Regions from separate parts of the Homo sapiens genome. Here region 2 is linked to region 1. Evidence: read pairs that join two places in POLR2A ChIA-PET (ENCODE). Cell type or tissue: GM12878. All regions are shown on one strand. Region 1 overlaps NUP62 (nucleoporin 62). Region 2 overlaps MED25 (mediator complex subunit 25).

Region 1 (5,000 bases):
GGGGGCCCCGGACGTGTTCAGGTGCTCGATGATGTCCTTGAGATCCTGGGCCATGCGCTTGAGCTGTGCATCGATGTTCTCAGCCAGCTTGTAGGTTTTCTCACGCTCCTCATCCGCGTGCTGCAGGTAGATGGTCCCGCTCTGCTCCTTGACCAACTCCTCCAGTGGGCTCAGCAGGTCTTCCAGCTCCTTCTGCTGGGACAGGATGAAGTCGAGCTCCTGGTCCAGCCTCTTCTGGTCCAGCTTCACCTTCTCCACCTCGCGGTGCAGGCTGGTGATCTTTTCTCCATTCTCGATCAGCGTGCGGTCCCAGGCGTTGACCTGGGTGGCCTGCTGGAGGAAGTGCCGCTCCTGGTCCTCTAGCTCCAGGCTCCATTTGTTGATCAGGCTCTCCAGCTGCGCGTAGGTCATGGCGGAGCTGGCAGCCGCCCCTGCAGCTGCGCCAGGGCCAGGTGGAGCGGTCACGGCAGCTGCTGTATTGCTGGGGATCCCGGCTGGCGCCAGTGGTTTTAAATTCAAGGCAAAGCCGGTGGTGCTGCTGCTGCTGGTGGTGGTGGCGGTGGCGGTGGCAGCGGTGGATGTTGTTGTGGAGGTGCCGGAAGCTGCTCCAGGTGCCTTTAAGCTGAAGCCCTGTGTCCCAGCAGTGGGGGCGCCCGCTGTGGTCACAGGGGTACAGAGGGAGAGTCCAGTGGTGGCAGATGAGGTTGGAGCAGTTGCTATTGACGCAAAGAGGCTGGGCCCAGTGCTGGTGATGGTGGCTGTGGGTGTGGGAGCAGCTGGCTGTGTGGCACCTGCTGTGGTGGCTGCTGGCGTGGCCGGAGTGAAGGGCAACGTGGCAGGTGCCGTGGGCTGGGCTGAATTCCCTGCTGAGCCAATGTTGAAACCGGAGGGTTGGGCCGTGCTTCCACCAGTGAATGAGAAGCCTCCAGATGTGGTAGCTGGAGCCACAGAGGTGGTGGAGGGGCCAAACACAAAGCCGGTGGGTGCTGTGCCCTGGCTGGAGGTGACGGTGCTCGATATGGCATTAGTGAGGTTGCTGCTGCCCAGCCCAAAGCCGCTGGGGTTTGCCATGGCTGGGGTGGCAGCTGTGTTGCTCAAGTTGAGCTTTGAAGCACCGATCCCCAAAGAAAATCCAGTTCCCCCCGAAGCAAGAGTCGCTGTTCCAAAAGTGAAGCCTGTCGTCTGTGTGGCCGGAGTCTGGGTGGCAAGTGAGAACAGGCCGGTGGAAGGGGTACTTGTGGCTGGTTGGAAGGGAGCCCCAAAATTAAACCCTCCAGTGCCAGAGGTGGAGAAAGAAAACCCTGTAGCAGGTGTGGTTGTTGCCGTCTTTGCAGTGCCAAACGTGAACCCGCCTGTAGGGGCCCCAGTGCCTCCAAAATTAAACCCGCTCATGGCTCCGGACTCTGGTGGCGGCAGCTACTCTGGCTCCCAAAGCAAATCCGTCGGTGTCTGCAGCCTTGGGAAGATTTCTAAAGCAGAGGAAGTGACATTGTCAGATGGCAGTTTTGGAAAGGCAAGCTCAGTGGCATGACTGGGCACAGTCGGTTTGGAGGGTGGTGGGATGGGATAATGATGCATGCTGTGTAACCTAAACTAGGCTCTGCTACATCGAGAAGGATCCAGAAGCACAAAAGCACGCCCCAGGGGTCAGGTACGAGGAGCCGGGGTGCTAGGGACGTGCGTGGCCATGTTCAGCCCAGTGGAAAGCTCCCACTCTGTGGAGGACGAGGCGGGAGAACAGGACCTTGGACCCACCTCAGCCTGAGGAGATCAGATTTGAGGCACTGCCACAAGCGGGACTAGGACACACAAGAACAGCTGTAGGACCTGCTCCCAGCGTGGGACCCAGTGAGGTTCCCTGGCTGACTCTAGCAGGGTGTGAGCGGATCAGCTCTTGCCACCCTGAGGGCCTCTCTGGACCTCAGAGAGAGAGATGGGGCCGGGAACCCAGGCTGGATGGCAGGGTCTGGGTTGCTGAAGGCCCCCCAGGCCCACACCTGCACTCTCTAAGAGCAGGAGAGGACACTGGAACTCCTCCTCCTAACTCAGGGGAGGGTCTGAAACCCATGTGCTCAGAGCACAGATGCCCCTGGCTGCAGTGATTGGCTCAAGGATAAACTGAGACCTGAGCCAGGCAATCGGAGCCTCCCCTGGGGTTTTCTCCAGGCTTGGAAGGCAGCTGCCTCCTTCACCTGTAGGTGTGGTGTGGAGGATTGCACCTGGGCCTCCCTTGGACACCTTCTCAACCATCTGCAGACACTGGGACATCACGGGAGACCATGAGCCCCACCAGAGATGGGTGGGGGTGGGGGTGGGGGAGGGATAAAGAGCACCCCAGAAGACCCATGGGCCACAGTATTTCCATTCAGTTCAAACTGACTTGATTTTGGTAATGTCTAACTGAAAAATCTCCCAGTGGTGCCATCTATCAGCAGGAAGGTCAAAGGTTACCTGGTGAGGAAAGGGTGAGAGGGAGTGCTGAATAGGGGTGGTTTCTTTTTCTTTTGGGAAAGGGTTTTTTTCTGTCATACTAGCTGGAATGCAGTGACATGATCACAACTCACTGCAGCCTCAACCTCCTGGACCCAAGTGATCCTCCCACCTCAGCCTCCCAGAGTAGCTAGGACTACAGGTGCATGCCACCATGCGTGGATAATCTTTTTTATTTTTTGTGGAAATGGGATCTCACTCTGTTGCCCTGGTCTTCAACTCCTGGGCTCAAGCGATCCTCCCTCTTTGTCCTCTCAAAGTGCCAGGACTACAGGCGTGAGCCCTAAAGATGATCAGCAGTATCCTTAGAAGACGGATTTGACTGACTGGAGAAGGGAAGAAAGCTTGTGGTGACACGAGCAGACTGGAGTGATGCGCTTTGGAATCTGAAGATGTGAGAAAGCCAGGAGCCAAGGAAGGCAGAAGCAGCTCTAAAAGCTGGAAATGGAAAGAGGGAGGCCCTGTCTCAAAAAAACAAAAGAATAATCAAAGTCAAGACTGAGAAGCCAAGTGCCTGACCCAGAGAAACACCCACGAGGTCTGTTTCCTCTTCCCTCTCTCCAGGCCAGTTTTTAAATTGCTTGGTGTCTGTCCTCAGGAAATCCCCTTCCAGCTTGAGTAAGAGGCAACCTATCTCACTACCCCCACCCCTTCCACTGCACCCTTCTGCTTCCTCACAGGCCCCTAAGTTTTGTTTCGTCTGCTCCTCCTTCTCCACACAGCCAAGCAAGCCTGGGGAGATGACCCCAGGGCCAGCTGCACACGCTCTGCCTTGTCTAAGCCAGTAGATCTCAATGGGCGTCCATCACTACTGACTGGGAGCATTCAAAATACACAAGGCTGTTAGCTCCACTAAGCCAGTCTCTCCGGGGCTGGGATGCTGTGGCCCTGGCATTTTCATAAAGCTTTCCTGGGGGATTCTGAGAAAGGTCTCTTCAAGAGGCCACGGCAAGTGCCTGAGCCCCCAGGACTGCTGGGGCCTGGCCCGGCCTACATCCATTCCTCCCGTTGTGGGACAGAACAAAAGTCCTCACTGCTGAGCCACCTCAAGCCGGTGTGTTGTTACTGGCAGCTAAAGGCATCTGAGCAGCTACACCTACACATCTCAGTTCTCAAGAACTCAGCTTAAAAAAGCTTTTGCTATTAATAAGTTGTAGCTAAAATTTCCAAGAAGAGCATTTATAAAAAGCTCTTTGCAACTATGAAAAAACTACAAGGAAAACAATCTTCTATGGGGACTTGTCTGGCTTAACAGTTCACCTTTTTTTTTTTTTTTTTTTTGAGACGGGAGTCTCGCTCTGTTGCCCAGGCTGGAGTGGAATGGCATGATCTCGGCTCACTGCAACCTCCGCTTCCCGGGTTCAAGCGATTCTCTCGCCTCAGCTTCCAAGTAGCTGGGATTACAGGCGCATGCCACCACGCCCGGCTAATTTTTGTATTTTTAGTAGAGATGGGGTTTCTCCATGTTGGCCAGGCTGGTCTTGAACTCCTGACCTCAGGTGATCCGCTTGCCTCGGCCTCCCAAAGTGTTGGGATTACAGGCATGAGCCACTGCGCCCGGCCAACAGTTCACCATTTATTAAGTGCCACATTGGTTTCCAATACTCAGGTGCCAGGGATCTATTCACAATGGTGAACCCATACTGATCCAGCCCTGATCCACGCAGTTTAGATATGGCCAGGTGAGGTGGCTCACGCCTGTAATCCCAGCACTTTGGGAGGCTGAGGTGGGGGGATCGCTTGAGCCCAGGAACTCGAGAACAGCCTGGCCAACATAGCGAGATGCTGTCTCTACACAAAAAACACAAAAATGAGTTGGCCGTGGTGGCAGGCGCCTGTAGTCGCAGCTACCTGGGAGGCTGAGATGGGAGGATCACTGGAGCCCAGGGAGGTGGAGGCTGCAGTGAGCTGTGATTGTGCCACTCACTCCAGCCTGGGCAACAGAGTGAGACCCCATCTAAAAAAGAAAGAAAGGAGACCTACCATTACTCACCGTTTCCTCAAAGCAAACTTTGGGGCAGATCCACTTGACAAATGAGGAAAGTGAAGCCCAGAGTGGCTGGTTAAGCCACGGTCCCTGCCCTCAAGGCAGCCAGAGTCAAATGTCAGCTCTACAACCAGGGCTCAGGGCAGGCACAGGGCCGGGCCACATGCTGTGGGAGCAGGTTCCAGGGAGAAGCTGAGCGTTGCAGATGCAGCATCAGCCAGGGAAAGGATGGCGGGGGAGAGGCGCCGTCCACGCGGGAGGAAAGGCCTGTGTGAAGACAGGGAGGCCCACACAGCAGACATGCCTCTGGGTGCTAAGTGATCTGGTGCTTCTGAAGGGAGATGTTTATGTGTGAAGGAGTGACTTGGCAAGCCTGGGCTGTTCAAATCTGCACATTCCAAAGAGAGAAAATGGCCCTTGACCAGCTCCAGGAGAATCTCTATGTTCTTGAAATGTGCTGCCAGATAAGAGCGCCTTTGTTTACCTGGGGCCCCAGGCCACTCTAGAGAGTCCATGTTGACGC
Region 2 (5,000 bases), 82 kb before region 1:
GGTGTCTCTCTTGGAGGGCTGCACAGGGTGCGGAGAGAAGCTTGACAGCTGCAGTATCGGGTGATCTATGATGTGACTAAGGGCAGGCCGTAAAATTAGGTGGCATGTAGGGAAGGCTTCCTATAGGAGGGCACACCAGGATGGGTGTCGTAGTTTAGCTGGATTCCATCCGGGCCGGAATGGGTGTGTTCCAGCACATGCAGAGACCTGGATGTCTGGGCTTTGTCAGTTGAGAGGACCTATAGGTGCGGGCATGGAGCAGGAGAGATGGACGGGGTGCAGGACTCGGAGGCCTCGGATGCTGGGCCGATGCCGGGCCGAGGGCCTGGGTTGGTTCCAGTCTTGATGGACACGGTTGGGCCTGTAGACGTTCATTCACTTAGCCTACATTTCCTGAGGCCTCACATGTGCCCCGCTGTGGTGGGCAAGCCTGGGGGTAAGAGAGGACTCAGACCCCATCCCCGCCTGTGGGAGAGGTAGGATCAGAGACCACACTTCAGGGGGACAGGGCCCTCAAGACCCTCAGAGGGGTGCTCGGTCTCCACACACGTCCCCTGCAGCAAAGGTCAGCCTCTCACGACCACGTGACCGGAATAATGGTGGCAACCACAGCTGCCCTTGAGGAGAGGCCATCCCCGGGCCACAACCCATGTGGGACGGATGCTGCGACGCGACTGCAGATCAGGCGGAGGAGAAACGAGAGTCTGTGTGTGTTAGTTTCCCAGGCTGCCGTAGCAAAGTATGAGAAACTGGCCAGAAGAATGGAAATTGATGTCTCAGGGTTCTGGAGGCTGGAAGTCCAAAATCCAGGTGGTAGGGCCAGGCTGTCTCTGAAATCTTACAGGGGAAGGGCCCTTCTGCCTTTCCTGGTGCCTGCTGAGGCTGCATCACCCGTCCTCACATGGCCTCTCCCTGTGTCTCTCTGTGTCCTTGTGTCTTCCCTCTGTGTGTGTGTCCGTGTCCACGTTTCTCCTTTTCACAGACACCAGCCATAGTGGATTAGGGCCCGCAATTTAACTCGATTACCTGTGTAAAGATCTTTCCAAATTAGGTCACCTTCTGAGGTACTGGGGCTTAGGACCTCAACCTGTCTTTTTGAAGGGGGCACACTTGAACCCATAAGACTAGGAGGACAGAGGAGGCCCCCGTCTCTGGCTGGGAAGGTGAAGTGGGGCCAGGACTGATTTGGAGCAGACAGCCCAGAGAGGGGAGGGGACAGCAGGAGGCTGGGCATGGAGTCAGTCACTCCAGGGTTGGAGTCAGCACAGGATCCTAGGCTTGGGGTCCCCAGCCCTTTCCCATTCCCTCCCAGTCCTCATGATTAAAGACAACAAATGTCGGCCGGGTGTGGTGGCTCACTCCTGCAATCCCAGCACTTTGGGAGGCTGAGGCAAGTGGATCATGAGGTCAGGAGATGGAGACCATCCTGGCTAACATGGTGAAATCCCGTCTCTACTAAAAATACAAAAAATTAGCCAGGTGTGGTGGCAGGCACCTGTAGTCCCAGCTACTCGGGAGACTGAGGCAGGAGAATGGCATGAACCCAGGAAGCGGAGCTTGCAGTGAACTGAGATCATGCCACTGCATTCCAGCCTGGGCGACAGAGCGAGACTCCATCTCAAAAAAAAAAAAAAACACAGACAGCAAATGTCCCCTGTCCTGTCTGGGACTGGTGCTGTGCTAGCACCAGGGATTGGGTAGGGAACTCAGCAGGGTCCCCGTCATCCCAAGGTGCATAGCCCAGGATAGAGTGGGGGACAGCATGGGAGCAGGCTCTTCAAGCATAGCCTGGGGATGGGGATGATGGCAACCCTGGGGGCTGACCGCTCTGCCCCTGCAGGTTCATGGGCGGGGGTGGTGAGAGCTGCAGCCTCATCGCGGAAGGACTCAGCACAGCCTTGCAGCTGTTTGATGACTTCAAGAAGATGCGCGAGCAGATGTGAGTGCCCCCTCCACCCAGGCCGGGCCGGTCTCTCTCTGCCTGGCCTGGAACCACTTTGCCTGTCGAGTGGTTCTACCTCCAGCCTCACCCTGTAGGGCATGGGCTCTGTGTCCCCAAGCACGCTGAGCCAGGAGGCTGCAGGTGTGTCCTTGGGGGACGCCTGGCCAGTGCCCGGTCTCAGCATCCCCATCAGGAAGCAGTGCCAACTCTGGGTGTCACTCCTGCCTGCCCTGCCTGCTGGGTGACGTAGAGCACATCCCAGAACCTCTTGGAGCCTCAGTGTTCTCAGCTGTAAAGTAGGGGCGTTGCTTCTGATTCCATGTGAGGCGGAATATGTGCATCTCCGCTGGTGCTGGGTCTGGGTTCCTTCTCAGGGCCTCTGTTGCTGCTGGCTCCATGTCTTCTCTCTTTCCTGGTAGTGGCCAGACGCACCGGGTCTGCCTCCTCATCTGCAACTCACCCCCATACTTGTTGCCTGCTGTTGAGAGCACCACGTACTCTGGATGCACAACTGAGAATCTTGTGCAGCAGATTGGGGAGGTGAGGACTCCAGGGTCTGAGGGACGAGGGTCTGGGGGCCCGGAGTCTTGGGTCTGAGGCAGGAGGCACTGAGGGCCTGGACTCCTGGGTCTGAGGGAGGAGGCACTGGGGGCCTGGACTCTTGGGTCTAAGCGGGGAGGCACTGGGGGCCTGGACTCAGACACAGAATAGTCACAGACTGGTGACCAGCTTTGCTTACTCTCTTTTCGAAACAGTCTGGCTCTGTTACCCAGGCTGGAGTGCAGTGGTGTGATCTTGGCCCACTGCAGCCTCTGCCTCCAGGGTTCAAGCAATTCTCATGTTTCAGCCTCCCGAGTAGCTGGGATTATAGACGCCCGCCACCACGCCCAGCTGATTTTTGTATCTTTAGTAGAGATGAGGTTTCACCATGTTGGCCAGACTGCTCTCAAACTCCTGGCCTCATGTGATCTGCCTGACTCGGTCTCACAAAATCCTGGGATTACAGACGTGAGCCTCCACACCTGGCCCACTTAGTCTTACTGACAAAACTAGAACCCAGAGTCTCCCGGGGCAGGTGATACCTGGTTTCAGGGTCTCCTGCCTCAAAGCCCAATGGGAATTGTGGTTGTAGGGCTGGTGCCGTCCAGCCACACAGCAGTTGTGGTAGGTTGGGGGCCGGCCCCAACACCCTTATGGAGGGGGCCCGTCATGACTGCTCGGCCCCTCTCCTACAGCGGGGGATCCACTTCTCCATTGTGTCTCCCCGGAAGCTGCCTGCGCTTCGGCTTCTGTTTGAGAAGGCAGCCCCCCCGGCCTTGCTGGAGCCGCTGCAGCCTCCGACAGATGTGAGCCAGGACCCGAGGCACATGGTGCTGGTTCGGGGACTCGTGCTGCCTGGTGAGGCCTGGGCACCGTGCGCGGGGATGGGGGCTCGACGTGTTTCCCCAGCTCCCTCTGACTTGGATTTTGGATTTCTCTCCTTTCTCTGCATCTTGAATCCCTTCTCTCTGGGGTTGGCCATCCCTCCTGCTCTCAGTTGGGGGTGGCTCAGCCCCAGGCCCCCTCCAGTCAAAGCAGCCAGTCCCCCTGCCTCCCGCCGCACCCTCAGGTGCCACTCTCTCAGCAGCCCCCCAGCAGCCTCTGCCCCCCGTCCCCCCGCAGTACCAGGTATGGATATTTCCGGGAAGGGACATGCTTCTGGGGACTTGCTGGAGCCCTGGCCCCTGGGGAGAAATCTAGTTGCATGTTGGAGCTTGTGGGATGATGGGAGTCCCATGGGACATTGGGAAGGTGGGACTCTTGGGGCCATGGAAGCTCATGTGCTGTGTGATGGGTGTTGTGAGCTAAGCTATCCCAGCTGGTGCCTCATGGGGCCATGGGTGGTGTGACCTCGTGGGATACCAGGACTGGGGGGCCATGGTCCTCACCAGTCCCTTCCCTTCTTCCCTTCTACCCACAGGTTCCCGGGAACCTGAGTGCAGCTCAGGTGGCCGCGCAGAATGCAGTGGAGGCTGCCAAGAACCAGAAGGCTGGGCTGGGCCCTCGCTGTGAGTCCTGGAGTGAGGATGAAGGGCGGGCAGGGGCCAGGCAGGCCTCTCTCCACACACTTGTTCCCCACTTCTTCCCTTGGTCTCTCCCACAGTCTCGCCCATCACCCCTCTCCAACAAGCTGCTCCCGGAGTGGGTCCCCCCTTCAGCCAGGCCCCAGCTCCCCAACTACCCCCAGGACCCCCTGGCGCCCCCAAGCCACCACCTGCTTCCCAGCCCAGTCTGGTCTCCACTGTGGCCCCTGGCTCCGGCCTGGCTCCCACGGCACAGCCCGGGGCACCGTCCATGGTAGGTGCCTGCACGCCTCCTGCCCCTGCTCCTTCCTCCTGCTGTCCACAGCTAGGACAGTTAGAGGATGAGTCATTTGCCTTCCAGGGGGATGTGGCTCTCGTGGTTCTGGGGCTTTGGGGGCTCGTGGTGTGTGTGCTGCAGATGCCTGAGATGAGGGTCTGGGGACAGAGTGGGGAGGCTCATGGCTCCAGGAGGGTCAGGGCTGTTCCGAGAAACCCAAGGAATCCCTGGGTCTGGGAGTCCAGGGCATCGCACAGCTTACGAGTCCTCGAATCCTGCAAGGTCCAAGCATTTGGGGTCCTGCGGCTGGCCAAGTGCTGTTCTGGGGATGGAGGGGCAGAAGAAGGGATCTTTCCTCCTTCCTGGTTTGCCCTCACAGGATGGCCCCCGGAGGCTCCCGGCCTTCCCCATTCTCATGGCCCTCCTTCCTCCCCTCTGGCAGGCAGGCACTGTGGCCCCAGGAGGGGTGAGCGGCCCTTCCCCAGCCCAGCTGGGAGCCCCAGCCCTCGGTGGGCAGCAGTCAGTCTCCAATAAGCTTCTGGCCTGGAGCGGGGTCCTGGAGTGGCAAGAGGTGAGGGGCCTGAGGGTCCATTGGGCACTTGGGACTCCTGGGGCCGTGGGGCTGGGCATGTAGGACTCATGGGGCCAGATGCGTGGGGTCTGCAGTGCTGGGTTTGGAGGCATTCGTTGCGCTGGACCTGTGGGATGCGGGGCGAGG

The links. Peaks named below come from ENCODE experiments on the same cell type or tissue, not always from the same donor. Only the 100,000 strongest peaks of a DNase experiment are listed, where the experiment ranks them.
Region 2: POLR2A ChIA-PET joins it to region 1 with 5 read pairs; 7 of 35 experiments call an interaction of 5 or more read pairs at or near these places.

Annotation. Positions count from the first base shown.
Region 1 is chr19:49,908,416-49,913,415 of GRCh38, forward strand. NUP62 (nucleoporin 62) reads right to left here. Exons shown (of 3, transcript NM_016553.5): 3 at 1-1,469. The coding sequence starts at 1,392. It also overlaps a transcript of IL4I1 not described here. Among named protein-coding and RNA genes, the nearest start is that of IL4I1, 14 kb to the left of the region's middle. RefSeq lists enhancers at 1-222, 3,047-3,356, 4,005-4,856 and a silencer at 1,960-2,039. In GM12878, no CTCF peak of the experiment used is centred here; a DNase peak (open chromatin) is centred at 3,116; H3K4me3 peaks cover 1,074 bases; H3K27ac peaks cover 3,753 bases.
Region 2 is chr19:49,826,609-49,831,608 of GRCh38, forward strand. It overlaps MED25 (mediator complex subunit 25), which reads left to right. Exons shown (of 18, transcript NM_030973.4): 4 at 1,841-1,939; 5 at 2,362-2,482; 6 at 3,178-3,340; 7 at 3,480-3,610; 8 at 3,903-3,990; 9 at 4,086-4,279; 10 at 4,725-4,853. Among named protein-coding and RNA genes, the nearest start is that of MIR6800, 2.9 kb to the right of the region's middle. In GM12878, no CTCF peak of the experiment used is centred here; no DNase peak of the experiment used is centred here.